Regions from separate parts of the Homo sapiens genome. Here all the other regions are linked to region 1. The links are chromatin loops, found by intact Hi-C in ENCODE. Cell type or tissue: PC-9. All regions are shown on one strand. Each heading gives the region's core, and the rest is flanking DNA. Links, peaks and the distances in the headings are about the cores only.

Region 1 (6,398 bases), core at 516-5,515:
TCTATGCTTTTTGAAATCTAAATATGTTTATGTATATGTATATGTTTAGAAGTTCTATGATTAAAGCAGTTGTAAAGTAGTTTTACAGTATTAAAGACTTTTAATTATTTAAATTAAAAGGAGAGAGCAAGAATGTATATGTCTTTATGTGTGTGTATGTCTATTAAAAATTTCAGAAATATACATCAGAGTGTTAATACTGGTCATTTTTGTATGATAGGATTAACAATAGTATTTTAAAATTGTTTATTTTTGTCATTATCTAATATTTTAAAAACATATGTTTATTATGTATTTGGGTGTAAAACCCATGAGGACATTTCAATTTTTTTAAGTTTGATTTAAAAAAATAAGCTTACCTATAACATTTAAATCTGCTTCTGAATTTGTTTGGATCATTCCTGAACAACAGTTGAAATAAGACCTATATAGATGACAAAGATTAGGGGGTAGAGTTTGTCATTGGCTTTTTAAATGTGCAAACTTGAATCAAATTAGACTTCTAGGAAAGATTATGATATGACTGCATGTTTACATAGCACACTAAACAAAATAATAAGAGCAACAGAAAATAATAAAGGAATCTTCATTCATAAGTAAATTAGTAAATCACCAAAATCCCTTACTAAAGAATCTGAAACATATTTACCAATTACAATAATACTTCCTCAAAATAAAAGGAAGGGGCTCAGCTTTGGCATATAGCTTCCCTAATTAAGAGTAAGATGCTGTTTGGGAAGAAAGTAAGGAATACTCCTAAAAATTCTTTACTTGGAGATAGGATCTTTTGCAATTTGAATGAGTTTCAGGAGTAATGTGGGTCACCATTTTGGATTTCTTAGACCATCAGCTCGGTGAGGTCAGGAACCATAATGTTTTTGTTAACAACTTTATCCCCAGTTTCTGGTACATAGTAAAGGCTGAATAAATATTTGTTGAATAAATGCCTGGAGTTGTTTCCCCTCCCACATAATGGCAAAAGTGGAAGGAGAAATGAAATGGCCATGTCATTTTAATTTAACCCAATCTAGTTTCACAACTAGTAAGAAACAACTGCTCAGCCACAAAGCAAAGTTAGCCAAACAGACATAAGTAAATATTTATCCATAAAACAAAACTATGAACCTAAGAGCACAACACTGATATGGGAACCTGCCAGGATGACCTGAACTAATCCCTCTAAAATGAAGGAGCAGCCAAACTCTGGGAGAGTTAAGGTTTGAAATTACTAAATCTCATGCTTTTAATCATTGTGTTAGGCTGCAATATTTTCTAAAGAAGACGAATTAATCTTCCCAATGACTAAATTACAATAACATACTTGTTGAAGGTAACATTTTACTAAAATACTGTTTTGCTCTTCTAAATGGCCCCAAATTAATCAGAATAACTTTTCTGATGCAAAATCCACAGGTTTAATAAAAAATTGGTGATACAGGTTACCTCTTAAGAGACCGTGAAATAGCTACTTGAGACAGTCAGGAAGTCAGTGTGGAACATTATAAAGATCTGAACCCAACTGTGTCTTATGCATTAAGCAGTCACAGAGTTCCACTGGGATTTAGAATGGACTCCGGATCTGATGACCTTGCCTTCCAAGAATATTTTTCCACATCTTAAATTCTATACTTGTTGTCAAGATCCAAGCTCATCAAAATTCATGACTCATTTAACAATAAAATCAATTCATTTGTCTTTATTTTATTACCTTATCTGTGTGGGAAAACTAAATTAGAGTCTTGTGTCAGCCAAGATCTTCAAGCAGAAGCCTATTTGATACGGACGTAGGGGATAAATAATAGTAGGTCTGGCCTACCTGTTAAACAACCAAAAATTACTCTAATGTAAGAAAGTTACATTGATTAGATTACTAAGATAACACTTACTAAGATTAGATTACTAAGACAACACATTACTAAGAAGTGAAAGGCTTGGAGCCATCATTCTACTTTGACAAAGGCTAGGGACAAAGGCTGTTCTGGGTCTTTGGCATCAGAAAGAAGCTCTTGGATGTTCTCTGAAGTATCAATATTAGCTATCCTAGCTTCAATTACCTTCATTCTCCATGTGGCTCTCTTCTAGTTTCAAATTTCCAAGAAAGAGAATTGGGTTGGTCCAACTTAAATTAGACATCTTTATCCTTGGTAAATCACCCTGGCAAGAGTTTCTTTGAGGCAGGAGGTGGTAGTGGCACAAACATAGCTATAGGGTAGAACTGTGAGCTGAGTCATTGCTCCAGTACATATTACTGCAGGGGGATGACCACGTGGTCAGTGCATGTGTTTGTGGGGGTAGAAGGAGATAGTGTTAAATTATTCTTGGAACGTGGCTTAACCACTGTTGGGTTTGCTCTATGACAAAATCAAGTGGCATAGTCATATCTGACTGATATGAATCAGCAAAATGGAAATGGGGCGAATTCTGCAGCCTTGACCTATGACTAGGTTTCAGTATTAGAGTTCTTTCCACCCTCTTTAAGCTCGTGTTGATAGAAACAGCCATCATATTTTCTTTGCTTCACATTTCTCAGGGTTACTTCATAAGAAGTGAGAGCTGATTTCCCATTGACTCATGCATTTCCATATTTAGCTCATTAGGTGCAGGAAGTCTACATCTTGTTGGTTCAATGTTTTCATTAGGAATTAGAAATTTTCAGCAATTACTTGCTGGACAATGCACAATCATATCTATATCTTTTACTCAAAATGGTATCTTCTGAACTTACATTCCAACATCTTGTAATTTTCAAATCTTTCCCATTTGTAAGGTGAAATGATCATAGTAATATACTTGTAAAACTTCCCTTATACATGAATATCAGAAAATATATGTGGCAAAGTGTTTTAGTTATCTATTGATTCATAATATTTTATTTCAGAATTGTCTCAAAAAACTCACACATTTATTATCTCATTCCATTTATTATCTCACTCTGTGGATCAGGAATGCAAGTACGCTTACATGAGGTTGTAGCGATGGTGTCAACTGACACTATGGTCGCATTTGAAGGCTCAGCTGAGAGGGGAAATATTTCCTAGCTCCCTCACATGGTTGTTGATAGGATTCAGTTTCTCATGGGGTATTGAACTGATGACCTCAGCTCTTTACTGGCTGTTGGCTAGAAGCCTCGCCTGTCCCTTGTTAAATGATTATCTTCTTAGGGAAGCTATGAAAAAAATCTCCATGCTAGTTGGCTTTTCTTAGAGTGAGCAAGTGAGAGAGCAAGAGGGTGCCAGGACAGAAGCCACAATGTCTTTTTATCCTAATCTTGTAAGTGACATCTCATCACTTACTTCTGCCACATTCTATTCATTAGAAGTGAGTCACTAAATTCAACCCACACTCAAAAGGAGGGGAACTCCAGGAAACAGAAATCATTGAGAGTTCTGTTAGAGGCTGCCAGCCACACCAGGGAACTGGAATTACAGGTATATTCTGACATTTAAGAAACAAAAGAAAATCATGAGATAAAGAATAATAAGGTAACAACATTCAAATCGAGGAGACTGAGAAAAAAAATGAAAGGAGTTTACTATTATGATTCTATTAACCAAGAAGAAAAGTAGTTTGATTAAAAAGACAGATTTTCATTGGCAAGCATGAAGAATTTCACATTTACATCAAATATTCACTTGGCCACAGATTTTTGTATTAATTTGAAGAGTGTGCTTAGCTGCCCTCTATAATGGGCAGCTTCCCAAAATGACTTGTGCTGATCAACAAAAAGAGTTAAGTAAATATACTGTCAATAAAGAGAAGCCTTGTAAAAGAAACTCAAAATGAAAAATACAAGGAAAATGTGAAAAAATTAACATTTTTAACAAAGCAAGTTTATAAGAAAGATACATAGGGAAAAAAGGCAACAATTTAATCAACTTACACTGTACAAAAGCAAAGTATTTTATTTCAAGAGATACTGGGCTTTTTCAGCTTTACAGGAAACTGGCCAATTATACCTCTTCATATGAAAAACAAAGATAACCAAGTCCCATGAAGATAAGCCTGGATAGACTGTATTTAGATACATTAACCTTCTTAATGAACTACAGACAGTCCCTGAATTAAATGATTTTTTTTTTTTTTACTTTATGGTGGTTCAAAAGCAATACACATTCAGGAGAAACTAGACTTCCAATACTTATACAACCATTCTGTTTTTCACTTTCAGTGAACTATTCAATAAATTACAGGAGATATTCAACACTTTATTAGAAAATAGGCTTGATGTTATATGATTTTGCCCAAATGTAGGCCAATATAAGTGTTCTGAACACATTTAAGGTAGGGTAGGCTAAATTATGATGTTTGCTAGGTTAGGTGTATTCGATGCATTTTCATCTTATATATTTTCAACTTGCAATGAGTTTATCAGGACATAACCGCAACATAAGTCAAGGAGCATCTATACTCTGATATGGATACCCAAAATGAAAGCTGTATGGGATGGGTGGTATAGCTGAGAAATAAACATAGAAAAAGAAAATGAACAGACACTGGAAGGCCAACTCAAAATATCCCATTTGGATATGTAAAAGTCAAAAAGATATGTTTTACTTAAGAATTGGCAGATAGTCACCAGGCGCAGTGGCTCACGCCTGTAATCCCAGCACTTTGGAAGTCCGAGGCAGGCGGATCATGAGGCAGGAGTTTGAGACCAGCCTGATCAACATGGTGAAACCCCATCTCTACTAAAAATACAAAAATTAGCCGGGTATGGTGGCACGCGCCTATAATTCCAGCTACTCGGGAGGCTGAGGCAGGAGAACTGCTTGAACCCGGGAGGCGGAGGTAGCAGTGAGCCAAAATCGCGCCACTGCACTCCAGCCTGGACGACAGAGTGAGACTCTGTCTCAAAAAAAAAAAAAAAAAAAAAAAAAAAAGAAATTGGCAGATAGTCTGTCTGTCTGTCTACACTACTAGTTATCCTGAAGTTTCATCTCTCAGATGACAGGAAGCAGTTTAGTGTTTTTTATTTAAAGGGGAAGAACAGATAGGTAAAGCCAACAATGATATTCTGGTGCCCTATCTTGGAAATATGAAAAAAAAAATTAAGTATGTCAAAAATTTTCAAATCAACTCACCAGAGAATTTATAGGAATAGAATGGCTGAAAGTTTTAAGAAGTTCTCAACAAGCCAACGGCCCCAGTATTCCTCACAATTCACCAAAATTCACTGAATGCCTGCAGTGTGAGGAGCAGTATGCAATCAAGAAAGGAAACCAATGAATGCTGATTTAGATAGTCATTTAGCTTTGCGATAATATTCATTGTTTTTCTAATGTTTATTATTTGGAAAAAATTGAAAAGTGTGAAGAAGGAAATAATACTCATAATAAACATGGCTAAAATTATGGTATGTTTTCTATAAAAAATGTGTTTGTACCCTTTGACCCAAATCAAACAAGGTCAAGGTACGCACTGTTAATTATAAGATAAAATGAGATTAGTTGTACAGCATGGTGATTATAGTTAATAATAATAATGTAATAATGTATTTAATAATGAATTATATACTTGGTATTTGCTAAGAGAGTAGGTTTTAAGTGCTCTCACCATACACACACACACACACAAACACACAAATACACAATAGTAACTGTATGAATTGATGGATATGTTAATTATCTTGATTGTGATAATCACCATACATTGTATCAAAATACTACATTGTACATCTTAAATATGTACAATTTTTGTCAAATCTCTAAAAAGATGAGGGAATAAATACATACATATATGTGTATATTTTACATGTATGTATGTAAATTTTAAATATTGATATGTAATTTTATAAACAATTTCTTTTCTCCCACCTATGTTATCAGAGTTTGCGTTCTTTTTTCTCACATTATTAAATTTTTTTTTTTTTTTCGAGATGGAGTTTGGCTCTTGTTGCCCAGGCTGTAGTACAATGGCACGATCTCGACTCACTACAACCTCTGCCTCCCAGGTTCAGGCGATTCTTCTGCCGCAGCCTCCCGAGTACCTGGGATTACAGGCATGCGCCACCATGCTCAGCTAATTTTTTGTATTTTTAGTAGAAACAGGGTTTCACCATGTTGATCAGGCTGGTCTCGAACTCCTGACCTCAGGTGATCCACCCGCCCCAGCCTCCCAAACTGCTGGGATTACAGGCGTGAGCCAACACGCTGGCCAATATATTTTTTAAAATATAACTTTTAGAAGCTGTTTTGTATTCCATTTGTGGTTGTAACATAATCCATTACATTTGTTCATACAATGGATATTAGGTCATTTCCAATTGTAGATATTTATTTTGTTTATTTTTGCTATTTATGTGGTGATAAACATTCTTAAGCAAAAAGTGTACTGGTCATTTATAGTGCAGTGTATTATCTCTGTTTTAGAAAAAAATCCTATTGTGGTATGAATAAAAG
Region 2 (6,398 bases), core at 585-5,584, 250 kb before region 1:
AAATGAAGAAGTGGCCCCTGGGATAATGTTACTAGAAGTCTGAAAGCACCCAATTTTGTTTTTATAAGAAGAAACAACTTATCGCTTTATTTTTTGGGTTTCTCCCCTCCCTCTAGCTATGTAAATTTTTGTTTAAGCTATAGCTAAGTGTAACTTGATTTACCTGCTCGACTCATTTATTCAACCTGGTAATAACTTGACATGTAATTTCAATTTGAAACTGATTGAGTTAAAGAGACCTATATGCCTTCTGTAACATGACCCTTTAAAATAAAATTTAGTAGTTCATTAAATATAAATGAAGTCAGTTTTATTATCTAACTGGCCTAGTATTTTTCTTTCCAGCATAGATAGTGTAGGTTTTGGTTTATATCCAATCCAGCAATTTCCTAGCAAAGTGGCCATAAGGAAGTTACCTAATCTCTCCCGAATTGTGTTTTGCTCACCTGCAGAGTAGGGTAATAATATCTACCTGGTTGATGGGAGGATTACAGGAAATAATATCTGCAAACTGCTTGTCCTATGCACAGCCCCTTAGAAGTCAATATATTTTGAGTTATTTCCACTTTAAGTAGTATTTACATGTAGAACGAGGACTGATTATTAAAGGGTGAATTTCCCCAAATTTTTCTCATGCATTGAATACCTTGAAATCTTTAAATTCCCGTTACATTAAATTCCCTTATTATATTACATTGTCTGCCTTTTCATATTAAGCAACTTCTTTCTAGTTTTTTTTTGTTATAAGAGCATATTCATTACATATTTTAATGATCACCCATATTTTAAAACATTTTTAGCTTACTTCTTCACAAAAGGGAAGTTAGAAGAGTATCTTTACAAGATTTTGGCACCCACCAATTTGGACTCCAAGTTGGTCTGAGTTTCAATTAGTTACTCTGGTAACATCTGTTTTATTGATAGTAGTTAAGTTTCAAAAACTAACAAATCTACTAAATGTTTCAGTTGTCCCTTTAAGATTACTTAACAGTGCTTAGAGAAGAATTTTAGTCTGTGTAAGATGATTAGGTATTTTCCTTATAATGTTTAATGGTAAATTTTTAAGCAATTAAAAAGATCTGAAAAAAGAAGTCATATAGAACTGAATGGTTATTCACCAAATGAGGATCCTGTTGTTGGTTTACATAGATTATTTTTGGAAGATATGGTTCATATGAGTTAAGAAGACCTGAACTCAGGACCAATTACCATACCTGTATCTTGGTAACTTGCTTTCCTGTCTTTGGGTAGTTGAGCCAGTTGGCTCTCTTCCAAAATACATTTGGGCTACAAGGGAACTGCCTGCTTCAATAGCTGGTATGCAGGATTAAAGAGAAGATGAATGTTGTTTTTGGCAGCAGCTGCTGTTTTGTTCAGGGCAGCTCTAATACCATTTCGTAGGTCTGTGCATAAAGAAAATGAGCTACACAAACACTTAACTCTCTTTTTGACTTTGTGACGTCTGTAATATGGACCCTGACAATGCATATTTTAAAATCACTTCTCATATTCATAGAGAAAAAAAGGCTTTTTTTCTGTATTTTATTTTTTTGTTTTTCCAAGTTTAGAGGATTGGTATCTTCTGGTTTCTTGAACAGCATATGTCCCCCTGATATTCTTAGGCTGCATGCATTTTAATTTCTACTGAAGGAAAGGAATCTGCAGTGTGACTTATGTGTTGCAACACACGTTCAGATTAAGTCCATGGTTTGTTTTGGGTGTTTGTAGCTCCTTTTCCTGGCATGTGGCCTTTTACTGTAAGGAAAGCTCTGTGTTCAGGAGGGATTGGTTATTGAGTGAATAGTCCACTGGAGTCTGCTGATGTTTGTTCTCAACAAAAATGAAAATTAAGCAAGACCTTTGCCTTTGAGGTCTTCAACCTCATCTTCTTGTAAATCCCTCCCACCCCAGACTTCTTTAAAGTACTTTTCTAGTACTGTCTGCTACTGTCTGCTCCCAGAAAAGGACCAGCCACATCTGTCACTGATGTTAACATAAATTTTAGTCAGTATTACTTCCCTCTACCAGAACTGTTTCTACTGCATGCCTTGGTTGTAACAGTGCACACAGATTTCTCATTATTTTTTTTCCTAATCATGTAAATGATTTGAAGGCAACATTTAGCAATGAAAGGATTATTGGAATTTTGTGTGTTGTGGGGGAATAAACGGGGGACACTTTTGATGCATGTTTCTGAAAACAAAAATCGAGAACTACCCAGGACGATATGTGTCTATACAATGAAAGACTATCCAGAAATGAGGGGTTATCACACAATGAGCTTGACCTAGAGAGAAAAGTTGTACAATGATAAAACAAAGTAGCCAAAGAAAAATGTCATATACAGCTGCAGAGAATGTTAACAGAAAAAAAAAATAGATGATTACCCAAACTGAAAAGATACATTTTAGAGCAGAAGTCACAAACACAGGGACATTTTGCTTCAGTGTATCTCCATTAGGGTGTGTGTGAGCGTGTGTGCACACCCACATATTTAGGCACCCTATTCCCTCAGAGTTTCCAGAAATTGGAAGAAGAGGAAGAGAAAACAAAGATAAATATTTTGTTGATATATTGGAACATGTCATTTAATTGGAAGTCAGTTGTCTGTTAACTGAAGCTACTCTAAACACAGTTCAGAACTAAGAAATAAATGAAAAAGGTGTGTGAACTCAAAGTCAGTGTCAAAATATTCATGTGCTAAAGGTCATACTCTTTGTATATGGGAGATCTACTCTATAAAGTCTTTTCTCAGAAAGTTTTACTCAAACATTTTTGAAGTACTTGTCTTCTGGTTTCCTAGCCGATGCAAAGCCCATAAACCACACAACAAATAATTGCATAACACCCATAGTTTGAATAGTTTCTCATTTGATTCTTACTACTAGTTCATGAGATGGGTAAGGCAAAAATTATTTTTACTATCATTTTATAGGCTGATAAATGGATACTCAGGGAGATTAGCTGACTTGTTTGAAGTCACATGGGAAGGGACTGAGAGGTTTTCTGGATCCATGTTCTGCCCATGGTTTCCAAAAGCGTTTTTTTTTTTTAATTTCTTCTTGCCCTTGGAAACCTTTGTTTAAACAGAATCTTACTCAGAGGCATGAACAAATAAAACAACAAAAAAAGCTGAGCTGCTCTGCTTAAAATAAAGGGTGCGGGCCAATAATTCTGGCAGAGGCAATTCACTTTCCTCATTTGGAATAGCTTGACCATCACTACACTACACCTTTCATTCATTCATTCATTCCAAAAGTATTTCAATTGAGCTGTGTTTTATTTTTCTATTGCTGCTGTAATAAATTACCAAAAATTTAGTGACTGGCCGGGTGCAGTGGCTCATACCTGTAATCTCAGCATTTTGGGAGGCTGAAGTGGGTGGATTACCTGAGCTCAGGAGTTCAAGACCAGCCTGGCCAACATGGTGAAACTCTGTCTCTACCAAAAATACAAAAAAAAAAAGAAAAGAAAAAGGCCAGCCATGGTGGCAGGCACCTATAATCCCAGCTACTTGGGAGGCTGAGGCAGGAGAATCACTTGAATCTGGGAGGCGGAGGTTGCAGTGAGCCGAGATTGCACCACTGCATCCCAGCCTGAGCAACAGAGAGAGACTCTGTCAAAAAAAAAAAAAAAAAATTATCATAATTTTGAAGATCAAATGTTCAAAATAAGGCTCACTTACATCAAAGTATCAGTTGGACTATGTTGCTTTCCAAAGGCTCTAGGGGAGAATCTATTTCTTTCTCTTTTGCAGCTTCTAGAAGCTGCCTACATTTCTTGACTCTTGGTCCCTTCTCTCTATTTTCAATGCCAGCAAGGACATGTTGAGTCCTTTTCAGGTCACATTTCCCCGACCCTTCTTCCATCATCGCACCTCTCTCTGAACAGAGCTGGAAAATAGTCTCCATTTTTAAGGACCATGGGGATTAGATTGGACCCAGGGAATCTAGGATAGTCTCTTCATCTCTAGTTCTTAACGTAATCATGTCTGGAAAGTCCATTTTGCCATGTGTGGTGATGTATTCACAAGTTCCAAGAATTAGGACATGGACATCTTTGGGGCCATTATACTTCCTGCTGTAAGCTCCCATATGGGACACATGTTGTGTTCATCATCAAGAGTGCAGGAGACTAGAAATAGGCATGTTAGCAGTAACAATATGTTGCAAGTAATGACCTGACAATCTGGGGGAAACAGGAAAACTAAGGAACAAACAAATGAAACCTAAAATAAATTTTTAAAAGTTATACAAACAAGTACAGTAATTTGGAACCACTTGGAGAAGGGAAGCTACAACTACATAACTGAGATACTTTGAAAGTCTTCCTTTTATTTGATGAACCTGAACCGTCACAGAAAAGCAAAGTTTAATATTTCAATTCACTGTTTAAGAAATCAAAGTGTGTGTACAATATTAGAAAGACTTCTGTGTAGAAAAGTTAATACTGAAAAGTTTCTTTTTTATATAAAGAAGTAAGCTCTGCATTTCAGCTCTCTCCTGAGTATACTGATGAAGGAGGTGTCATTACTGCTTGGCAAAAATCTCAATATTTCTAACTTGATTATCTCCCTGTCCTAATGTTTAGCTATGCCAGAATGAATTCTTTAATTTTATGAAAGGTGGATATTTTTAATGGTAGCAAAGTATATGCAAAATTAAATTACAATATGAATTTATTTATAATGGCTTTAAAATAAAGGGCTTTAAGAAATATAGGTTTTTCAGAGATATTTGAATGTTCATAAGCTAACATAGATTTAATTTTAGCATTGACCCAGTGGATTTTTACAAAATGAACAAAACTGTGTCTTTGTAAGATATTTGAATTTAACTGATGCAAAAAAAATTTATGTTGCCCTGATCAAATCATTCTTCAATTATTATAGCAGTCTGTGTTGATATATTTTAAGGAACTATCAAAGGACATATATTAAAAATTATGATGACTTGAATAATATAGACTATTCAGCTGTGGCATGGAATATGGAACAGACTTGTCTCCATATGCTTGATATTTGCAAAAGTATTAAAGTTTTAGAGATCTGCTATCGCATCACAGTTCTCACAAACCATCTAACAGATTTGCAGGAGTTCTGGGACAGTGTAGAGGGGCTAAAAGGACAGGAGTTAGAATTGGACAGACCTGGGCTTACTGATTTCACCACTCAGAAGTCACCAAACCTCCCTGTACCTCAACTCCTTCATCTTTAAAATTAGGATATATGAAAGTTATTTTTTTCCTTATTAGATATCCAAGATGCTTGGTGTATAGTAAATGTTCAGTAACTTTTAGCTCTATTCATGGAATTGTTCCCAAAACACAACCAGCATCTGCATTCACATTCCAGCGCTCTGCCTGATAGCATTGAACTACCTATACTCCTATTTAAAGCCACACTTCCTACTTGAGAACTGAATCTCACCCCTTCTTTCCTGCTCAAGGCTGTTGCCCAAGCAGTCCCCTCTCTTCTGACCTATATTGCCAATTGCTTCCTCCTACTGGATCATTCCCATAGGCATACACTCATTCTGGTATTTCAACCTTCTTACAAATAAAACTCTCTTCACCCCCAATTTCTTGCCAGCTACTTCCCCATCTTGGTTTTATTTATTTATGTGTTTGTTTATCCAGTTGCTCTCCTTTGAAGGAAAACTCTTCAAAACAGCTGTTCATACTCACTGTTTCTGGTTAATCTCATCTCCTGCTTTCTAAAACCCACTGTAGACTGGCTTTTTCCCATACCACTTCAATAAAACTGCTCTTGTTAATATTACCAGTGACCTTAATGTTGCCAAACCAGTGGTCAGTTATCAGTCCTTATCTTACTCGGCCTATAACTGGCATTTGACATAGTTTGACCCTATTTTCCTTAAAGTACTTTTTTAAAGTCTTGGCTTCCTTCCATGATCTTTTTGCTTTGCTCTCTTGGACTCTTTTGTGGGTTCTCACTCTTCTGTCAGATCCCTTAAGGTTAGAACACCATAGCATGCGCAGTTCTTTGTTCTTTTTTATACTTTTACTCACTCCCTTGGTGATCTCATCCACTCATTTGCTTATATATGGAAGGTTATCATATTTATATCTGCACCCCAAGTTTCCCTCCTAAGTCCAGATTTAAATATCTTGACCTGGCATTATCACTAGAATATCTCAAAGACATCTTAAACTTAACATACTCAAAATTTAACTCCTGATCTGCCTCCCAAACCTTCTCTACCCCCAGTCTTCCCCATATCAGTTGATGGCAACACCATCTTTCCATACCAAAGTTCTTATAGTCATCTTTGACTCTTTCTCTCAAATCGTACTCTGTCAGGAAATTCTCATGGTTCAGCCTTCAGAAGATGTCCAGAATCTAACCACTTTCAGTCAATGTATTACTATAACCCTTT
Region 3 (6,398 bases), core at 823-5,822, 140 kb after region 1:
GACATTTAAGTGGATATTTAAGCAGAAACCCAAAGTAATAAAAAATCAAGTGTAAAGCCCTGAAATTGGATCACCATATTTACAAAAGGGGTATGGGACATGAATATAGAAGTTAAAATGAATATAAAGAATTACAACTTGAAAACCTTTGCACAGGCCAGTGTATACTAGATACAATAGGGAATACAAAGATGATGTGGAAACTGTGGCTTCAAGGGTAAAATTACTAAGAGTACAAAGTATCACAGTGGTTAAGAGGATAAAGAGAGGTCCAAGGTAGATTTCAGTATTTTTTCAATTAGAATTTAAAATACATTACATTCATTCACTTACTTATTTCTTCAATATACTCATACTAAACACCTACTGTAAACTAGGAATCATTTTAGGAAATGAAGATCAAAAAATGGAGAAAAAGTTACCTACCCTAAGGAAGGTCACGTTCTATTGTGAGAAAGCAATAAACAAAAGAAAAATGTAAACTATGTATTTTCAGGTTAGAAATGAGTATTTTCAGAAATGCAAGTTAAAGGTATAGAAAACAACATTACTCTGTTTTTGTTTCGCTCAAATGGTGAACTAGCTTGACCTGTTGGTCCTTTCCCCAAAAATCAACCCTAGAAAAAGGTAAGTAAGAGGGAAAAATAGTTTCTAAGACACTTTTTGTAAAAAAAAAAAAAAAAACACACACACACACAAAACCTTAGCATTTCGAGGTTATTTTAAGCATGTGTGGTTCTGTGAGTGTTATGAGGGATTACATTTAAGGCAGAAGACAAGAGTGGGAATTTTTTTTTTTAACTTTTGTTTTATCCTCTCCTGACTGCTTTGGGTAGATCACTCTCTACTCTGTTACTGCAGAAATCCACAGCTACAATGGCTAGTGGGTGTTCCAGAGGTAAAAGCAGAGCACTTCAGAAGTCTTGATGGGGTAAGAGGTAGATATTTTTTAAAAGGTACAAACCAACCAATCACTCCTAGGCAGTAACTTCTACAGAGCTACCATTTAAATGCAGAGGGATGGTGGACTGGCCTCTTAATGCTGATTCTCTTAAAGAAAACAGAGAGTGTGCCTAGTAGCACTGGTAGGAACAACAGTGATCCACAGCAGCTCTGCGGAACCTGGAACTTTATATCCTGGTTTATAATTCCTTTCATCCCTTCAGACTCACAGGATGAACAAAGAGTGGCCCTGGCCTTTCCCTTTAACAGGCACAGTAGTTTATAACTTTAGAAGAACATGTGCTTGAGCTCACAAGCCAAAACAACTCAATATCTGAAGGATACAACAATCATAAAACAGAGAGAACAAACATAATAACATATACTACTAAATCAGAATTACTTAAAGAGACAGACCAAGAATTTCAAATAATTCTTTTTTTTTGTTTTGAGATGGATTCTGTCTCCCAGGCTGGAGTGCGGTGGCGTGATCTCGACTCACTGCTACCTCCGCCTCCCAGGTTCAAGCGATTCTCCTGCCTCATTCTTCCGGGTAGGTGGGACTGCAGGTGCCTGCCACTACGCCTGGCTAATTTTTGTATTGTTAGTAGAGACAGGATTTCACCACAATGGCCCAGGCTGGTCTCAAACTCCTGACAATGTGATCCGCCCACCTCAGCCTCCCAAAGTGCTGGGATTACAGACGTGAACCACTGCACCCAGCCCAAATAAGTAATTCTTAAGGAAATACAGCAAGATATTAGAATTGTAAAGAATAAGAAATCATTAAAAAGCACCAAGTACAAGTATTTGGAACAAAAGATATAATATGGTGAAAAGCTATTTCAGTTAGAACAGGGAAGGCTTTTCTAAGACAGAAATACTTAAGCTGAGGCCTGATAATATAGAATAGTGTATAAATGAGACTACTACATAAAGATCTAAGGGAAGAAAATTCAATAATGGGAAATGCAGGTATAAAGGTGGGTGCTCTGCCTGTTTGGGAACAGCAAGAAGGTCTATCTAGCTATAGTGAAGACAGCTAGGGCAAGAATGGCAGAAGATATGATTAGACAGGTAATTGAGAGCCTGATTATAATCCTGTAGGCCACAGTATTTTCTAACTTTACCATTCAGGCTTTGGTGAGGATGGTACTTAAAGAGGATACTGGTCTGCAATTCCATATTAGTTACAAAAGTACCTCCTACTACATGATGCACTGCACAGGTAGGGGACTATTATTATGCACATTTAACAGATAAAGAAATGTTAAGCACAGAGAGGTTAATTTGCCTGATGTGTTACGGTGAATGGAACTAGTAAATAAACAGTGGAGCTAGAATTTGAAACCAGACTCTTTAGTCCATGCTTTTAAGTACTATGCTATGCTGCCACTCAAATTGTTTTAAGAAGGCATTATGCAGAGCAGCAAAGGCAAACCTACTATTACAAATCCAGAACACTCTTAAGATGTTTGGCTAAATCATGTGTTTCTTGAACCTCAGTTTCCACACATAAAACTAGTCTTCTTGTCATGAGTACCTTGGAACTACAGTGAGAAAATCTGCCCCTTCCCCAAGAACTTAAAGGTTTGTGCCCACTGTGCCCACACTTGAAAAAAATCATTTTTATTGCCTAGAACTTGTTTTCTGATAATGCCAGGAATCATTAAGAGTAATGAGCTAATGTATTCGAAGCACTTTCCAGGGTAGGTCACAAGGTAGGAGCTCAATAAATAGCTATGATCAACACACAATAAAAGTTATATTCTAGGAGGCTTTTAACCTTACCTAAACAATATGACAGTCTACCAGGTGTTATTTATCCAAAGACAACTGAAATACTGGAATCTATATCATTAATAGATAACAGAAGATGGAACTAGGACTAACTCTAAAACTCTTCTATTCTAAGGTTATTTGGTTTTTAAAATTAGATCATATAAAATCTATTAGCTCAAGATAAAAATATAAATTATACACAAACTTCCTAAATACTAGCAATGTTACATATTTCATATTTTCACATATGCTAAAGTAAAACAATACATAAAGATAAATCCCAAATGTGGTATATAATGTGTTATAAGAAGCACTTGGAGTAAATAAAAATTCCTTAATCAAGTTTTAGCACTATTAAAAAAAAATCAAATGTGAGACATGTACTTATGGAATTGTCTGGTCCTTTTGATCTGGTATATGACAAAAAAGCTGCTAGAAAAAAGATAGATGACAAAAGTTCTGCTCTTCCAACAACTCCTGTTACCTAGAAAGGAAAAATGAAGGGGGTTCATATTAATAAAGAATATCTTGAAAAATTACTATATATAATGGTAAAAATACTTTAATTTCCGTAACTTTTCAAGTGCACATTTGTTTCTTAAACATTCTTTGGGTGCCCTCAGGTGGTGAATTTGTGAATCTTACATAAATAGACATTTATTAGTGACTCTTAACAGTTTATACTTTTTTAAATTTATTTTGAAATAATAATAAGACTTATAGGAAGTTTCAAAACTAGTAAAGAGAGATCTTGCGTACTCTTTATCCAGCTTTCTCCAATGGTAACCACGTAAATATGGTAGAATATCTAGAACTTAAGTACTTCTTACATATTTTCTTAAAATACGAATGTTCTTAATATACAAAGGCACCATAAATTCAAAAAGTTACATCTCATAATAAATCTGAAAAATAAAGTTTAAAAAGACAATAAACTTTAAATAGTCCTTAGAAATCTTGTTCATTAAAAAAAGTGACCGAAGAACTGTATTCATGTATATATTTCTAAACAGATTTTATATTATTGAATGAAAAATGTTTATGTTTCAAAAATGTTAAATTTAAAAATTTTACACAGTAGGAAGTTATACTTTGCATACTAGGAAGTTAAGAATTAACTGTACGAATTTAAGAGTCTTCAAATATTTGGATTAAAGTCAGGGTTAATTTTTTTTTTTCTTAAAAATATATACCATTATAATCACTGTGCAGGATTTGTAAAAAAGGAAAAAGAAAAAAAGTCAGTTCATAGTTTTACTTACTGCTTCTGTGTGTATTGGGTGCACTGCAAAAAGTAAAGAAGCAATCACACTACTCTTGTTGTCCAGAAAAAGTTTGCATACTTTGAGAAATATCACACTAACCACAGCATGAAAAATCATATTCAGGAGATGATATGACATTGGTTTTAGTTCACTTAACAAATAATTTAAGCGAAATGTCAATACTGTTAAGGGACGGTAAGACTTGTGGCTTCTCTCCTACAAGGAAAAAACGATCAGTGATTATTAAAGTACCTTGGTCCAACAGGGTACAAAAGCTCATCACTGCATTTACCATTAAAGATATTAATATCTACATTTTACTGAGAAATAACAATAAAATATGAAATGTCGTAAGAGTAACACAAAAATAAAATACAGTTTTATAATCTGTGTTTTTCTATTTCCTTAGGCCACAAACAAGGTTAATTTCCTCCTGGATATACAGTGGTCAGAGAACTAACAGTAAAAGGACATTTGACAATTAATTCCTCTTCAATATAACAATTTTAAAAAAAGACAATGCCGGCATTGGTCAAGTTAGAGCACAGGATTCTCTCCAAAGCCTGCCTCCATATCTATCAGCAATACAAAAGTTCATGTAACTACTGGCTAGATCTTCAAAAGGAAATGTAAGAACAGAATGCTTACCAGTTCAATTAAAATAGTGATGACTCAAAAAGGTACTGTCTAGCTGTTTTATGAAAAACATCTCCATAATGTGTAAATCTGAATATATTAAACTAGGAATTCCCAAATTACAGAGAGTAATACAAGAGTAAAAACTTTCTTAGAATATGCAAATAGACACCATTCTTGTGGTATTCTCCTTTGGTAATAAATAAAATTTCATGTAAAGTACTGAATCTCTTTTTAAATTATAAGTTACATTTAATCAGAAATACTTCTTTCCCTAACACAAAACCAAACCAGATTTAAGAATAAAACACACAGTTCGAATATATATAAAATATTAATAAAGTTATTTTTTGTAGTTTTATACAAAGGGCATTGACATAGTTTGGATGTTTGTCCCCTCCAAATCTCATGCTGAAATATGAGGAGGTTGAAATGTTGAAGGTTGGGCCTGGTGGGAGATGTTTGGGTCATTGGGGTTGGGTCCTTTATGAATGGTTTGGTGTCTTCCCCACTGTAATGAGTTCATGTGAAAGCTGGTTGCTTAAAAGAGCCTGGAACCTCCTCTCCTCCCTCTTGCTCCCCCTCTCACCATGTGATACACCTGCTCCCCCTTCACCTTCTACAGGTAGTAAAACTTTCAAGGCCTCACCAGAAGCCAAGAAGACGCTGTTGCCATGCTTGTACAGTGTGCAGATCCATATGCCAAATAAACATATTTTCCTTATAAATTACCAGGTATTCCTTTATACTAACGCAAAACAGACTAATATACGCATCCATATTCAGCTTCTTTGCTCTTCTACTTCCTATCATATTTTGCTGTAACTTTCTGGCACACAAGTAGACTTAAGCCTGTTCATCCTTAGTAGGGAACATTAGGAAACACAAAGAATAAATCTTTCTCATCTTGAAATTAGGAACATTTTAGTATCTCTGTACTGACTATATACTCCATAATGTACTATCTACTTAGAATGTTCTTTCCTGCTTGCCTAATTCCTTTACATCCTTCAAATTTCATCTCAGGCATATAAAGCTATTTTTAAGGCACTGTACTGAACTGACATGATTTGTACTAGAAAGTAGAAAAGGACTCTAGAAACCCTTCGAGTACCTGAAATGTCACTGTGGCTACAATGGAACATATATTCTAGGTGAAAGGATGTACTCAGAAAGTAGAAGGGAATATGTATTTTGAATTGCAGTATACATAATTGTTCAGTTAGGACTATTAGACATACATATACTATAGGTGATGACCAACTAACAGACAGACCAATTATTAACATAATTATTCACATAACTCATTAGGGATCTATTTCAGATTCCACTGTGACAAATCATCATCAGCCTATTAGATACTAAGTTTACTTTGTGAAAACACCTAGGGCCATTATGAATAAAACAATTCAGATCATTATTACTTTCGGGCATATTAAAGAAAAAATTACTCATGATATTAGTTGGCAATAAAAATACACAACAGTGTAATGAATGATTAAGCTAACAGTTCCCTGTTAATGTGAATCTCAATATAGGGATGGCAAAATCATAATGAGATAAAATATTTGCAGAAGTTACCTTAGCACAAGGTACTTTATAGGCCAAATGCCAGAGGAAGGTGGCTCATTACAGCCCCCTCGCTCTCAGCCACGGCTATACCAAAGAATCACCTGGATGACTTAAACAAAAGCCCCACCCTCCCTCCCACACAAAACAACTAAACACACACACACAAAATAAGACAAAAATATTGATACCTATATCCCACTC
Region 4 (6,398 bases), core at 459-5,458, 76 kb before region 1:
CATTTCACTGGCCAAAACAAGTCACATGCCTGTTCCTAGGTTCAAAAATGGGGAGAAAGTGCCCTCCTATCCTGAACCCAGAAGATGAAAAGTTTCAAATATTTCACAAATACATCTGACAACTACTATAATCATTCTTTCAGAGAATAAGTAAATTACTTCTTGAGCTCTGTGACTGTGGCAATTGAAGTAGATGGCAACATCAGAGCCACTTAGAGTTACATACTCAGGACTTTGAGCCACTTAGTATACATGTTGATGTGCAGAATTGCTTTATTATGACTATAATTCTATATTTAAAGTGACAGCCTACATGACAGTAGAGATAAAATGGTTAAATAGTCATGTAACTATTATAGTCAGAAGCAGTATTTAATAATATTGATGATGAAGTATGAAGACATATTTGATATTCTCCAATAGGAAGTCCTTTTATTGGTGAAAATTAAACTAAAAGCTGGTCTCCTCTCCAAAAGGACTTGAGATAGAATCCAGTCCACTACCTAAGGTCAAGTAGAAATTAGAGGCAGTGATCAGAAGGTGCTCAGAAAGGGTCATAAAGTAGCAAAATTCTACATATTCAGATGACAAGATCATTCCTAGTTAATGGGTAATTGACTGAAAGCATTTCACACAGCAGGTGAGATTAAGCTGTCATAATAAAGATTTGATGGCATTGGTTATTGCTGAGGGTAGGATTATGGGTGATTGTTAATTTCTTCTTTATATCTTTTGGTATTTTTCAAGCATTATAAAATTAAAATGTATTTTCTTAGAAAAAATGAAATAACCAATTGATAGGCCCTCTTTTTTAAAATTTGTAACGCCTCTTAAGGGTCTTGATATAAAGAAATGACAATTTAAATACAAAATGTGTTGAGGCATTTCTATGGTTTGAATGTGTCCCCCAAAGTTCACATGTCAGAAACTTGATCCTCAATGCAGCCGTTTTGAGAGGTGTTTAGGCCATGACGGCTTTGCATGAATGTATGCTGATATTGTGGGAGTGGGTTCATTATTGTAGGAGTGGATTCCTTATTAAAAAAAAAAAAAAAGTTTGGCCTTTTTTTGTCTCTCTCTCTCTCTGTTGCCCTCTCTTTGCCCTTTCCACTTTCTGTCATGGGAGGATGCAGCAAGAAGGTCCTCACCAGCTGCCAGCCCCTAATTTTGGACTTCCAAGTCTATACAATTGTTAGCCAATAAATTTATGTTTATTATAAATTACCCGAACTGTGGTATTTAGTATAGCAGTATGAAACAGAGTAAGACAGAAAATTCATACCAGAGAAGTAGGGTATTGCTAAACAAATACCTGAAAATGTAGACACGGCTTTGGAACTGTATAATAAGCAGAGGCTAGAAGAGTTTGGAGGAGCAGTCTGGGAAAAGCCTGTATTGCTGTGAACAGAGCTTTAAGGACAATCCTAGTGAAGAGTCTGAAGAAGAGAATTGTAGGGGAAGTATAGAACTTCTTAGAAATTATTTAAATGGTCATGGTCAGAATGCTATTAGAAATATGGACAGTAAATGTCATTCCAATGAAGTCTCAGACAGGATTGAGGAATATTTTATCGGACACTGGAATCAAGGACATCCTTATTACAAAGTTAGAAAGGACTTGGCTGAATTGTGTCCTAGGGCTTTATGGAAGACAGAATTTAAGAGCAATGAACTAGAATATCTGGCAGAAGAAATTTCTAAGCAAAATATTGAAGGAGCTATGTGGCTTATTTTAGCTGCATTCAGTAAGATGATAGTGGAGAGAAATTATTTAAACACATAATTAATAATTAAAAGGAAAGCAAGGCACCTGTAGTCCCAGCTACTCAGGAGGCTGAGGCAGGAGAATGGCGTGAACCTGGGAGGCAGAGCTTGCAGTGAGCTGAGATCACACCACTGCACTCCAGCCTGGGTGACAGAGCAAGACTCCATCTCAAAAAAAAAAAGGAAAGCAAAATGTAAAAATCTGGAAAATTCTCAGCCTGGCCATGTAGAGAAAAAGAACACATACAAGGGTGCAGCCAAGCAATCCTGTGATTAAAAGGATTAGCATGGACAGAAGAAAGCCAGGTGCTATTTATTAAGATAATGGGAGGAAGATTCCAAAGGCATTTTAGAGAACTTCAAGGCTGTCCCTCCTATCACAGGCACAGAGCTCTAGGAGAGCAAGATGCTTCAGGGCTTATATCCTGGTTGCCCACCATGAGCTCACTGCCCAGAGCCACCTCAGGACTCTGCTCCACATATTCTGGCACAAGTTCCTTGACTACCTCAGCTGTGACTCAAATGGCCCCAGGTGTGGCTTGTTCTGCTTTTCTGGAAGGCTTAAGCTGTAAACCAGTGATGTCCACGTGGTGCTAATTCTGCAGGTATGAAGAATGCAGAAGCTGGGTGAGCGTGGGTCTCTCCACCTAGATTTCAAAGGATGTTGTAAACAACTGGGTCCCCAGGCAGAAACTTGATGCAAAAGTTGTAGCCACTACAGAGAGTGCCCACCAGGGCAATTCCTAGTGGAGCCATGCGAGTGGGGCCACCCACGATACTCAAAAACTATAGTGCTATCAGCATGCAAAACCAGTCGGAGACAGCTGCAGGCACTCAACTGCAACTCATAAGAACTGTTGCTACACCCAGCAAGACCACAGAGACAGGGTTTCCCAAGGTCTTTAGGACCCAATTCCTACAACAATGTGTCCAGAAAGTGGTACATGGAGTCAAGGAAGATTATTCCTGAGACAAGATTTAATGTTGTTCATCCTGTTGGATTTTAGACTCACTGGGATCAGGTACCTCTTTTTTCTTGTTTATTTATTTCTTTTGGAATGAGAATGTCTATTTTATGCCTGTCCCACCATTGCATAATAGAGTCTCCCCTAATCCCTGGTTATGCTTCATGCAGTTTCAGTTACTCATGGTACAAAAATAGGTGAGGACAATGTAATAAGATCTTGAGAGAGATAGAGAGAGACACCCTATTGACATAACTTTTATTACAGTATATTGTTATAGTCTATTTTATTGTTATAATTGTTAATCTCTCACTGTCTGATTTATAAATTAAACTTTATCGTATATATGTATTTATAGGAAAAACATAATATGTATAGGCATCAACTGGAGGTCTTGGAAAGTATCCTCCAAGAATAAGGGGGTGGGGGTCACTGTATTTTAGATGTAGATAACTTGTTTTGATTTCACAGGTTTACAGCTTGAGGGACATTTGCCTCAAGATGAATTGTGTCTTGAGTCTCATATCTGATTTAGATGAGATTTTAGATTTTGAACTGTTGAGCTGATGCTGGAATGAGTTAAGATTTGGGGAGCTATTGGAATGAATTGAGTGTATTTTGCATGTGAGAAGGACATAAATTTCAGGGGCCGGGGAAGTATGCTCTGGTTTGACTGTGTCTTCCAAAGTTCACGTGTTGGAAACTTGATTCCCCCATGTGGCAGTGTTGAGAGGTGAGGACTTTAAAAGGTGATTAGGCTATGAGGGCTCTGTCTCATGAATAAATTAATGCCATTATTATGGGAGTGAGTTTTTTTAATCACAGGAGTGAATTCCTGATAAAAGGATGAGTTTGGCCCTCTTTTGTCTCTCATTTTTTCCCTCTCTTTGCTATTCTTCCATGAGATGATGTAGCAAGAAGACCCTCACCAGACACTGGCCCCCTGCTCTTGGGCTTCCCAGCCTCCAGAACTATGAGTGAATAAATTTATGCTCATTTTAAATTATCCAGTCTGTGATATTCTGTTATATCAGCACAAAACAGACTAAGAAAGACACAGAGAAGAGTCTGTAGAATTTAGAGAGAGAGATACGGAGGGAGAATTTCTTTATCCAAACAAGAGTTTTCACAAAATCCCTTAGTGGAGTGGGATTAGATGTTATATCAGACCTCTGTTACTTGTTAATTATAGTAGTCTGTAAACATTTATGTTTCCATTAACAGTATAGTAAAATGTCAATAATTCTAATTCCGCAAAGTTGGCTTCATCATTTACAATAATTTGTTATCTTTGGCAAAAGCATAAATTAACAAATCTCATCTAGATATTGTTACATGTTATACTTTGCATCAGCTGAACTCAAATGTACACTTATAGCCAAAGCTTACAGCTCAGAATATGACAACAAGGACAAAGAGAGAGATCTGAGCCCTGGCCCTTGGCAGTGTCCTGGGAAATGGCAAGCTTTAGAAAGAAGTGGCTGTGAATCCAAGAAAAGGGTGGATCTTAGACATTGAGGCTCATGGCCTCAATTAGCAAAGATTTATTTGCTCAAGCATCACCTGAGAGAAGCAGAGCAGCCTCTCTTTAAGGGGCTAGGCAGCATGACAGTAAAAACCTCTTTACCCATTTATATGAGAGGTTGCAATTTTTGTGTGTGTGTAAAAAATCAGACCTTGGCCATGACCTTGAGCAGTAGGCTATAAATAGCTCTCACAAGCTTAGCATTGCAATAATGGAACACTAGCCATAAATGGGTTAATTAAATTAAGAGACGAAGATGAGAGCCTTTTCCTTATTTTATGGGCACTGCATAAGCCTCCACAGTCCTGATGTGCCTCTAGAGAGGAGAGTCCTCCTCCAAAAAATATGAGTTTGAATTTCCTCACTCTACAGAATGAATTGAGATCTCAGCAACAGATTTTACTCAATACATGGAAATGTGATATTCCTTGCATACTTGATATCACGAAGTAAGATTTTACTTGATTTATTTGTCTACATATTCATCTGTTTACTCATTCAAAATTACTTATTGAGTACTTACTATGTATTAGGCATGCTATATGGTGCTGGCTATATACAATCATGCACCACAAAACAATGTTTCAGTCAACAATGGACCACATATGTGACGGTGGTTCTATAAGATTATAATACCACATATTTGTGTGTGTACATATATGTCTTCGTGTGTGTACATATATATTTGTGTGTGTGTGTATATATATATATATATATATGAGTTTTTTAATCACAAAGGTGAATTCCTTATAAAAGGATGAGTTTGGCCCCCTTTTGTCTCATATATATATGTATGTGTATATATATGTGTATATATATATGTATGTGTATATATATATATATGTATGTATATGTATACACACACACAGTAACAAATACTTACCAATGTGTTACGCTTGCCTACAGTATGAAGTACAGTAATATGCTGTACAGGTTTATGGCCTAGAAGCAATAGGCTATACCACAAACCCTAGCTGTGTAATAGGCTATATCATCTAGGTTTGTGTAAATACTGTTCATTCTATGATGTCACACAATGATGAAATCACCTAAAGACACATTTTTCAAGATGTATCCTCATTGTTAGGGGATAGTAATAAACAAACCAGCCATGTCTCCTACTTTCATTGTGCTTAAGGTTAATAGAAAAAATATAAGTAACAAGTAAATAGCTTATATTAGTGCTTTGAAAGAAAAGAAGAGGAGATCATGGGAGAGATTAAGGAGGAGGACATGCTTTAGAATAGGAGGTGGCACCCATGGATATCTAAGGATGCAATGGCACCAGTGATGTAGAGTGAGGGAGAAAGATGTGCCAGTAGAGGCAAGAGCTGTGGCAGGAAGGAGCTTGGCACGCCGAAGACCTTAACAGACAGAGATCAATGTAACTAGAGAACAGTGAACAAGGGGCACAGTGGCATGGGATGTAGGTGAAAATTACACAAAGTCTGAATTTTGCAGGGACTTACAAGTCATGCTAAACATTTTGGTCTTTATTCTCTGTACAAGAAGAAGATTTTAAAGAATTTTAAGCAGAGAAGTAATGTGATTAGAGAAATGGTTTAAAATGATCATTCTGGTTGCTGTGAGAAGAATGAAAAGGAAGAAGTTTAAGAGGGCAAGTGAGTTGGCCTTCTCAGAGGGCAAATTTGGACACTCCTGTAGTGGTATAATCAAGAGGTGATAAAGACTTGGACTATGGTAGTGATCAGGGAGATGGAAACATATGCTCTGGAGATAAAATTGACCTAGCACCAGGGTTGGGTGAGTTGGTTAGGAGAAAAATGATTTCCATATTTTTATTTGGCCAATGATACTGCCATTCACTGCAATGAGGTCCATGACAGAGGCATTCACTGAGAAAGTTAGGCTGGGAGAGAAGTTGAAGTATTCAGGGGTGGAAAAAAAGGGGTTTGGCCTGGGTTTGGCTTGGGAAATGTTAAGTTTGAGACCTTTTTGAGACTTTATGTTCAGATTTCAGGATGGCATTAAGACATACTGGCCTAGAGGACAAACAAGATTCTAGCTGGAGATTCTAAATCTGAGAGTCTTGACATAAATGTGATATTTACAGTCACAAGTGTTGATGAGATCACTTAAAAGGAGGTATATAAGGAGGAGAAAAAGGAGTGTGTTTGGAATGT
Region 5 (6,398 bases), core at 418-5,417, 52 kb after region 1:
TCTTTAAAAACAAAAACACTTAAATGACATCACTTGACACATAACACAAAGCAAATGTGTTTGCTAATAGATTTTTGAGAAGAGGAATTGAACATTTAAATTTGTCAATATTTATACAGACTACCCAAGAGAGACTGATAATATAAACAGGAAAAATGCTTCATGTTTGAAAAGAAATGGACTCGGAATGAAACAGACCTGGATTTCGAACCCTGGTTCTATTTATTCCCTAGGTAAATAGGACAAAATTATTGTAAATTTCCTATTGCTGCTGTAATAAATTCTCACAAATTTAGTATCCTACAACAAATGTATTCTCTTAACTGTTCTAAAGATCAGAAATATAAAGTCAAGCAATTCCTAGGGCTATATTTTTTCTGGAGGACTTAGAAATGTTTCCTTTCCTTTTCCAGCTTCTGAAGGCCACTGCATTCCTTGACTCATGCCCCCTTCCTCCATCTTAAAAGCACGTAACAACCTCTTTCACTGTCAGTTTCCTTTCTGCTTCTGACATTCCTGTCTCCTTCTCTCTCTCTGTCTCTATCTCCTTCTCTCTCTCTCTCAATCTGTGTGTGTGTGGGTCTCATAAAGATCCTTGTGATTACATTTGGCCCACCTGTATAGTCTAGGACAATCTTCCCTTTTCACAATTTCTAACTTAATCACATCAGTAAAGTCCTTTTTGCCACATAAGGCAGTGCTCCCCAACCTTTTTGGCACCAGGAACTGGTTTCATGGAAGACAATTTTTCCACAGACGGGTTGGGGGGATAGCTTCCGGATGACTCAAGTGCATTACATATATTGTGCACTTTATTTCCATTATTATTATATTGTAATATGTAATGAAATAATTATATAACTCACCATAATGTAGATACAGTGGGAGTCCTGAGCTTGTTTTCTACTACTAGACAGTCCCATCTGGGGGTGATGAGACACCGTGACAGATCATCAGGCGTTATAGTCTCATAAGGATCATGCAACCTAGATCCCTTGCATGCATGGGTCACAATAGCGTTTTGTGCTCCTATGAGAATCTAATGCCTCTGCTGACCTGACAGAAGGTGGAGCTCAGGCAGTAATGCAAGCAATGGGGAGCAGCTATAAATACAGATGAAGCTTCACTCACTTGCCCACTGCTCACCTCCTGCTGTGCTGCCTGGTTCCTAAACAGGTTCCCTGGAGGTTGGGGACTCCTGATATAAGGTAACATATTCACAAATTCCAGGAATTAGTATGTGGACATCTTTTGGGAGCCATTATTTAGCCTACCACAATCATAGTACTAGAGGAACTCATAACAACTGGGGAAGATACTGAAATGACTCATGAATTTATTTACTGACATCTAGCTTGCTACTTTTATAAAGAGGGTTTATTATGCAGGTGCACATTTTGGGCATGTGTTAACCTCTTCACCTGTAAAATAGAACTAATAGAACTACTTACATATAGGGATATTCTGAGGATTAAATAAGAAGTTTAAAGGGCTGTTACCACCCCGTTATAAAAGAACACTGTGGACATTGCACTAAAAAGTGACTCTTTTCAGTGCAAAAAAGATAAATACTTTTGTGCATGTGTGCAGCACATTGGCATTCCATTCTAGTCACATTATAGTTACTTCAATTAATTTGTATGCTTAAAGAGAGAAAGAGAAATAATGTAAATAATCTCTGCCATTTCATTTGTCATTCCACCCAATGAGCATGTGAAAGTGACTATGAAATGTATTCCTTAAATCTACTTTTCCTATGGGATCAACTGTTTAAATAAACGTATTCTTTCAGATATTATTGCATTTATTCATTTACATACCTATTTCTATGCTGTGAAGGCAGTATGACAAGAACTTAGCCTAACACAATACCTTGTAGTTGGTGCTCAGTATATGATAGCTGTTATTATTATGCAAATAAGTATTTCTTTAAAGATAATGAGGGTTCACCAATAAACTGACAACATATAATGAGAGAGAGCAGGCTAGTGGAATGAACAGACTTCAGAGTCAGTTACATCTAACTTCAAATCCTGAATTTGCCATGAGTTGTATTCTTAAAACTTTTCCTTTAACTCTCTAAACATCAATTTTGTCATTTCGAAAAAGGAAATTAAAATTATATCTCTTTAGATGTGAGGATCCAATGAGAAAATATACTTAGAGCTCCTCGAATACTGTTGGTCAGTGAATAGTAATTATTATTATTTAAATAAATATTTTCTTAATTAAAATATATTTAGCAAACAACTTTCTGAATAATGAATATAGTTATCATAGATTAAAAGATACAATTCTTACAATTCTGTCACCTAGGTTTCTGAAACATATAAAGATCTGTGGTCCCTTACAAACTGTTTATTACTAATAAATTTTCAGTATGTGTCCTAGTCAGGCTATTCATGATGACATGTAAGTGCACATACACAAACATGGATGTAAAACTTCCAATGTACCTTCAGTGATGGAAGTTTATTGTAAGAATTCAAGGGAATATGGAGTGGCACAGTTCTTAGTGTTAGCAACAACATAGTCATCTTCACGTTCCAGATCTTCTGAGACTGGAAAATGCAATAAACTCTACATATAAGTGGCTTAATGTTTTTTCATTTAACAACTGTGGTTTTATTAAATCAATTTCTCTATTTCACCAAATATTTAATTTGGCCAACTTGCCAAGCCACAGTAAAGAAGTCTGGATTTCTTTTCGCTGAGTCATTGTCAAGTTATCTCTGACTCCAGTACATCTTTGACCCAGACTACACTAAAAGTCTCAAGGCCTTCTTTGCCTTTTTCTGCTTATAGGCATGAGGGCTCCTTTGGGCTCTTTTCCCACTGGCCTCTGTGTGGAAACTCAGGCTTATACTTCTATGCCTCATCATGCCAGCTATGCTTTAAAATAATGACCCTGTCCTCTGAACTATACCTTGCTCATACTTGGCTGTTCAAGACTTTCAAAGACCTCAGGAGTGTTTAGATGCGATCACGTATGTAAACTATCTTGGAAGAAAGATAAGAACAAAGAAATAATGATGAAGAGTAAACACCCTAAAAAGAAAAAAGCACCATACAGAGGGGAGAATTACTTTTAAAATACATTTTGCAGAATTACAATCCTTTATTCCACTCTCCAAAATCTCCACAACCCACCACAATTGCCACACTATGTGCCAACACTAAGTACATCAATTCTGGGAAGGCAGAACCATATATATTGGACTTGAAGACATGGCCTTTACGACCATTAATCTATTTCCTTTTTCATTTTTAGTAAGTTTTTTTTTTTTTTAAAGAAAACCTGGTTATCCATCTAGCATCATGTTCTTACCTATAGGTAATTGTTACCTTTTCAGCATTTTACCCTTATGATTTCCTTAAATTTTTAAATTGCAGTTGATGTTTGATTTTGTTTGAAAAGAAATCTAAATGAGTTTAGGAACTCATGTGGATACCTGAGAGAACAGCATTGAGGAAGAAAGGCTGGGAGGGGCAAAGTTCCCCTGAGGTGGGAGTTCAGCAAGGAGGCTGATTGAGCTGGAGCGAAATGGATGAGGAGGGGAGAGGTAGGAGGTCAGCCAGGAGAAGAATCATGTAGACCTTTTGAAGCACATTAATCAGGTAGACTTTTTAAAGCACATTACTTTTTGTATATATTCAAAACAGAATACAAAATCTAGGGCCGGGAGCAGTGGCTCATGCTTGTAATCCCAGCACTTTGGGAGGTCAAGGCGGAAGGATCACTTGAGGTCAGGAGTTCAAGACCAGCCTGACCAACATGATGAAACCCTGTCTCTACTAAAAATACACAAATTAGCCAGGTGTGGTGGCTTACACCTGTAATTCCAGCTACTCTGGAGGCTGAGGCAGGAGACTTGCTTGAACCCAGGAGGTGGAGGTTCCAGTGAGCCAAGATTGTGCCACTGCACTCCAGCCTGGGTGATGGAGTGAGGCTCCATCTCAAAAAAAAAGAAAAAAAGAATACAAAATAACAGCCCTGGTATTTCCTCCCATTATGCAATCTTATCATTCTAATCTGTCTTTAATTAATCTCAGATGGACTCCAGAAAAATATGATGCTTTGAAAGAAGTTTTTATTGGATTACAAACCACTGAAAATATATTTAAATTTTTAAGAATTATGTACTAGTAGATTTTATTCAATTTCATTTGAGAGGATACCCAATTCCAAAGACAATTGGACCGATATTTTTCTGTTCATCTATCATGTTCCTCTACTATCAGATTCTGTGTCTTTTTTATTTGGAGAAGGCTGCTCTAATTCAGACTTAGATCATCTCTAATCAAATCTAATGGGAAAAGAGCAAGATGCTTTTTCTGGCCTGTCCTAACACCTTACTAATATTGATTGTGTCACACTCAAATTCCTGAACTTGGCTATAAATGACTAGCCAAGGGGATGGAATATATTTATTTCTATCACCATGGATTATATGTTTCTATCAATAGAGCATCCCTGAATCAATCCACAATGGCAGTACTGGAATTAGGGTGAATTGATGTTGAACAATACACAAACAACCAAAGAAATGTCCAATCATTTGGCTACTTCATCTTCCCATTCATAAACCCTCAAAAATATCTGTCTACATAATAAACTTATGTCACATCCCACAGAAAACACATCCTCCTTCGCTTTCCCAAAGAAATAATGAGAAATAAAAATCTCATTCATTGACCACACAGAGTTCTGGGTTCAAAAGGGCTATTCGAGGTACAGTCCTCTCAGTCAGATCCATCTCTAACTCCTCTTCACCTAGAGAACTAATGCTATATACTGTGTTTAATAAATCCCAAAACATTCAATACACACTTTTAAGCTGCTGTTTTGGGAAGGTAAACAACATTAAAGTGGTTGCTGATACATAATTCATATAATGTCTTGCATGACAGGGAAAGAAAGGGCTCCTTGACCTAGGAGTGAAATATAGTTCTGCTCTCTAAGGACTTCTATTGTTGAGAAGGAAATGGTTAATGGCAGTTTAGTGGACCACTTCTTCCCTAGTGGAGATAACAGGGGAAAAGAATGACTTCCACCAGATCTCCTTGTACACAGGGATTTCCTATCTACAAAGTAGGATATTTCTGGTCTATTTTTCTTATTGTAGGCAAATCTGAAATCTATGGACTTTGCTTATACCTGCTGTTTGTGAGTAGCCTTTAAATAATTAATAAAATTTGATACCAGGTAAGATCTATAATTTATGTGCACCTGCTTTGACAATTCAATCTGTTGAGTTTACACAATTCTTGTCTATGACCATATCCGAAGGGCATCCCGTAATTATTTATCAGTGTACTTCATTTAACCTCAGGTTCTAGAGCCTGAGGATTATTTTAAAGCTTGAGAAAATTTAGCCTCTTTTTTGTAAGGCTTGAGATTTGTCTAACAGTAAAACTTACTTGAACTCTTGGTATATTTTTAACCTATTTGCATTTTCTCTATTCATGGGGTAGTAAACAAAGGGAACTATCATGAAGAATCAGAGTATTTAAATCTGGACAACATGGCTGGATTTTCTGTCTTCAAGAAATTGGCCATGGCTACTATAGTACTTTTAGTCGTGGCCCCCTAAAAGACAGATTGAAATCCTAACTCTCAGTACCTCAAGAATGTGGCCTAATTTGCAAATAGGGTAGTTGCAAATGATTAGTTAAGGTGATATCACATGGGAATAGTGTGAGCTCTTAATCTAATATGACTGTGTCTTTATAACAGGAGCAGAAACAGACACACAGAGGGAGACAGCCATGTGAATGATTAAAGTGATGTGTCTACATGTCAAGTAACTCAAAGGATTGCCGACAACTTCCAGAAGCAAGGAGAGAGGCATGGAACAGATTCTTTCTCGGGTGCTTCCAGAGGAAGAAAGTCTGCTGGCATGTTATTTCAGACTTCTAGATTCCAGAACTGTGAGATGATAAATGTATGTTTTTCAAAGCCATCCAAATTTGTGGTACTTGGTTGCAGCAGTCCTGGGAAACTAGTACATCGACACTGCACTGCCAATTTCTTTAGCCCCGAGCTGAATTTCCTTCTTCTTTGTATCTATGCCTCTGGAGTGTATTTTCTCAATGGGAGTAATTCATCCCATTGTCAGGCAATGACTACTTAATTGGAAGAATATGGGAGGGGCTTGAGAAGCTAGGATATGATTTTTCTAACTACCAGTCATATCTCTTGCTAAGTTTCCCACTTCTAATATTGCTTGAATCAAATACTAGCTTAGGGCAGAGAATTTTTGGCTTTTCTACCCTGCTACTGTAGTTACAGCTATCTCAGACTTCAAATTACAGGTAGAAATGAGGCTGGTTGCAGTGGCTCACACCTGTAATCCCAGCACTTAGGGAGGCCGAGGTGGGCGGATCACATGAGGTCA

The links. A loop is a pair of places that touch in the nucleus more often than their neighbours do. Peaks named below come from ENCODE experiments on the same cell type or tissue, not always from the same donor. Only the 100,000 strongest peaks of a DNase experiment are listed, where the experiment ranks them.
Region 2: a loop joins it to region 1, with 4 times the contacts of the local background. A loop is called at or near these places in 3 of 110 quality-filtered maps.
Region 3: it touches region 1 in a loop (10-fold over the local background); 6 of 110 quality-filtered maps call a loop at or near these places.
Region 4: it touches region 1 in a loop (1.9-fold over the local background); 2 of 110 quality-filtered maps call a loop at or near these places.
Region 5: a loop joins it to region 1, with 2.1 times the contacts of the local background. A loop is called at or near these places in 9 of 110 quality-filtered maps.

What each region holds. Positions count from the first base shown.
Region 1 is chr12:88,295,788-88,302,185 of GRCh38, reverse strand. No RefSeq gene overlaps it. Among named protein-coding and RNA genes, the nearest start is that of TMTC3, 160 kb to the right of the region's middle. In PC-9, for the core only: no CTCF peak of the experiment used is centred there; DNase peaks (open chromatin) are centred at 2,385 and 3,325; H3K4me3 peaks cover 1,103 bases; H3K27ac peaks cover 3,681 bases.
Region 2 is chr12:88,549,418-88,555,815 of GRCh38, reverse strand. The region is part of intron 1 of KITLG (KIT ligand); the gene reads left to right. Among named protein-coding and RNA genes, the nearest start is that of KITLG, 28 kb to the left of the region's middle. In PC-9, for the core only: no CTCF peak of the experiment used is centred there; DNase peaks (open chromatin) are centred at 1,305 and 2,845.
Region 3 is chr12:88,151,098-88,157,495 of GRCh38, reverse strand. It overlaps TMTC3 (transmembrane O-mannosyltransferase targeting cadherins 3), which reads right to left. Exons shown (of 14, transcript NM_181783.4): 3 at 3,987-4,205; 4 at 3,109-3,208. Among named protein-coding and RNA genes, the nearest start is that of TMTC3, 12 kb to the right of the region's middle. In PC-9, for the core only: a CTCF peak has its summit at 3,337 (motif pointing left); no DNase peak of the experiment used is centred there.
Region 4 is chr12:88,372,001-88,378,398 of GRCh38, reverse strand. No RefSeq gene overlaps it. Among named protein-coding and RNA genes, the nearest start is that of KITLG, 210 kb to the left of the region's middle. In PC-9, for the core only: no CTCF peak of the experiment used is centred there; no DNase peak of the experiment used is centred there.
Region 5 is chr12:88,243,718-88,250,115 of GRCh38, reverse strand. No RefSeq gene overlaps it. Among named protein-coding and RNA genes, the nearest start is that of TMTC3, 100 kb to the right of the region's middle. RefSeq lists a silencer at 1,177-1,377 and an enhancer at 5,809-6,387. In PC-9, for the core only: no CTCF peak of the experiment used is centred there; a DNase peak (open chromatin) is centred at 2,705.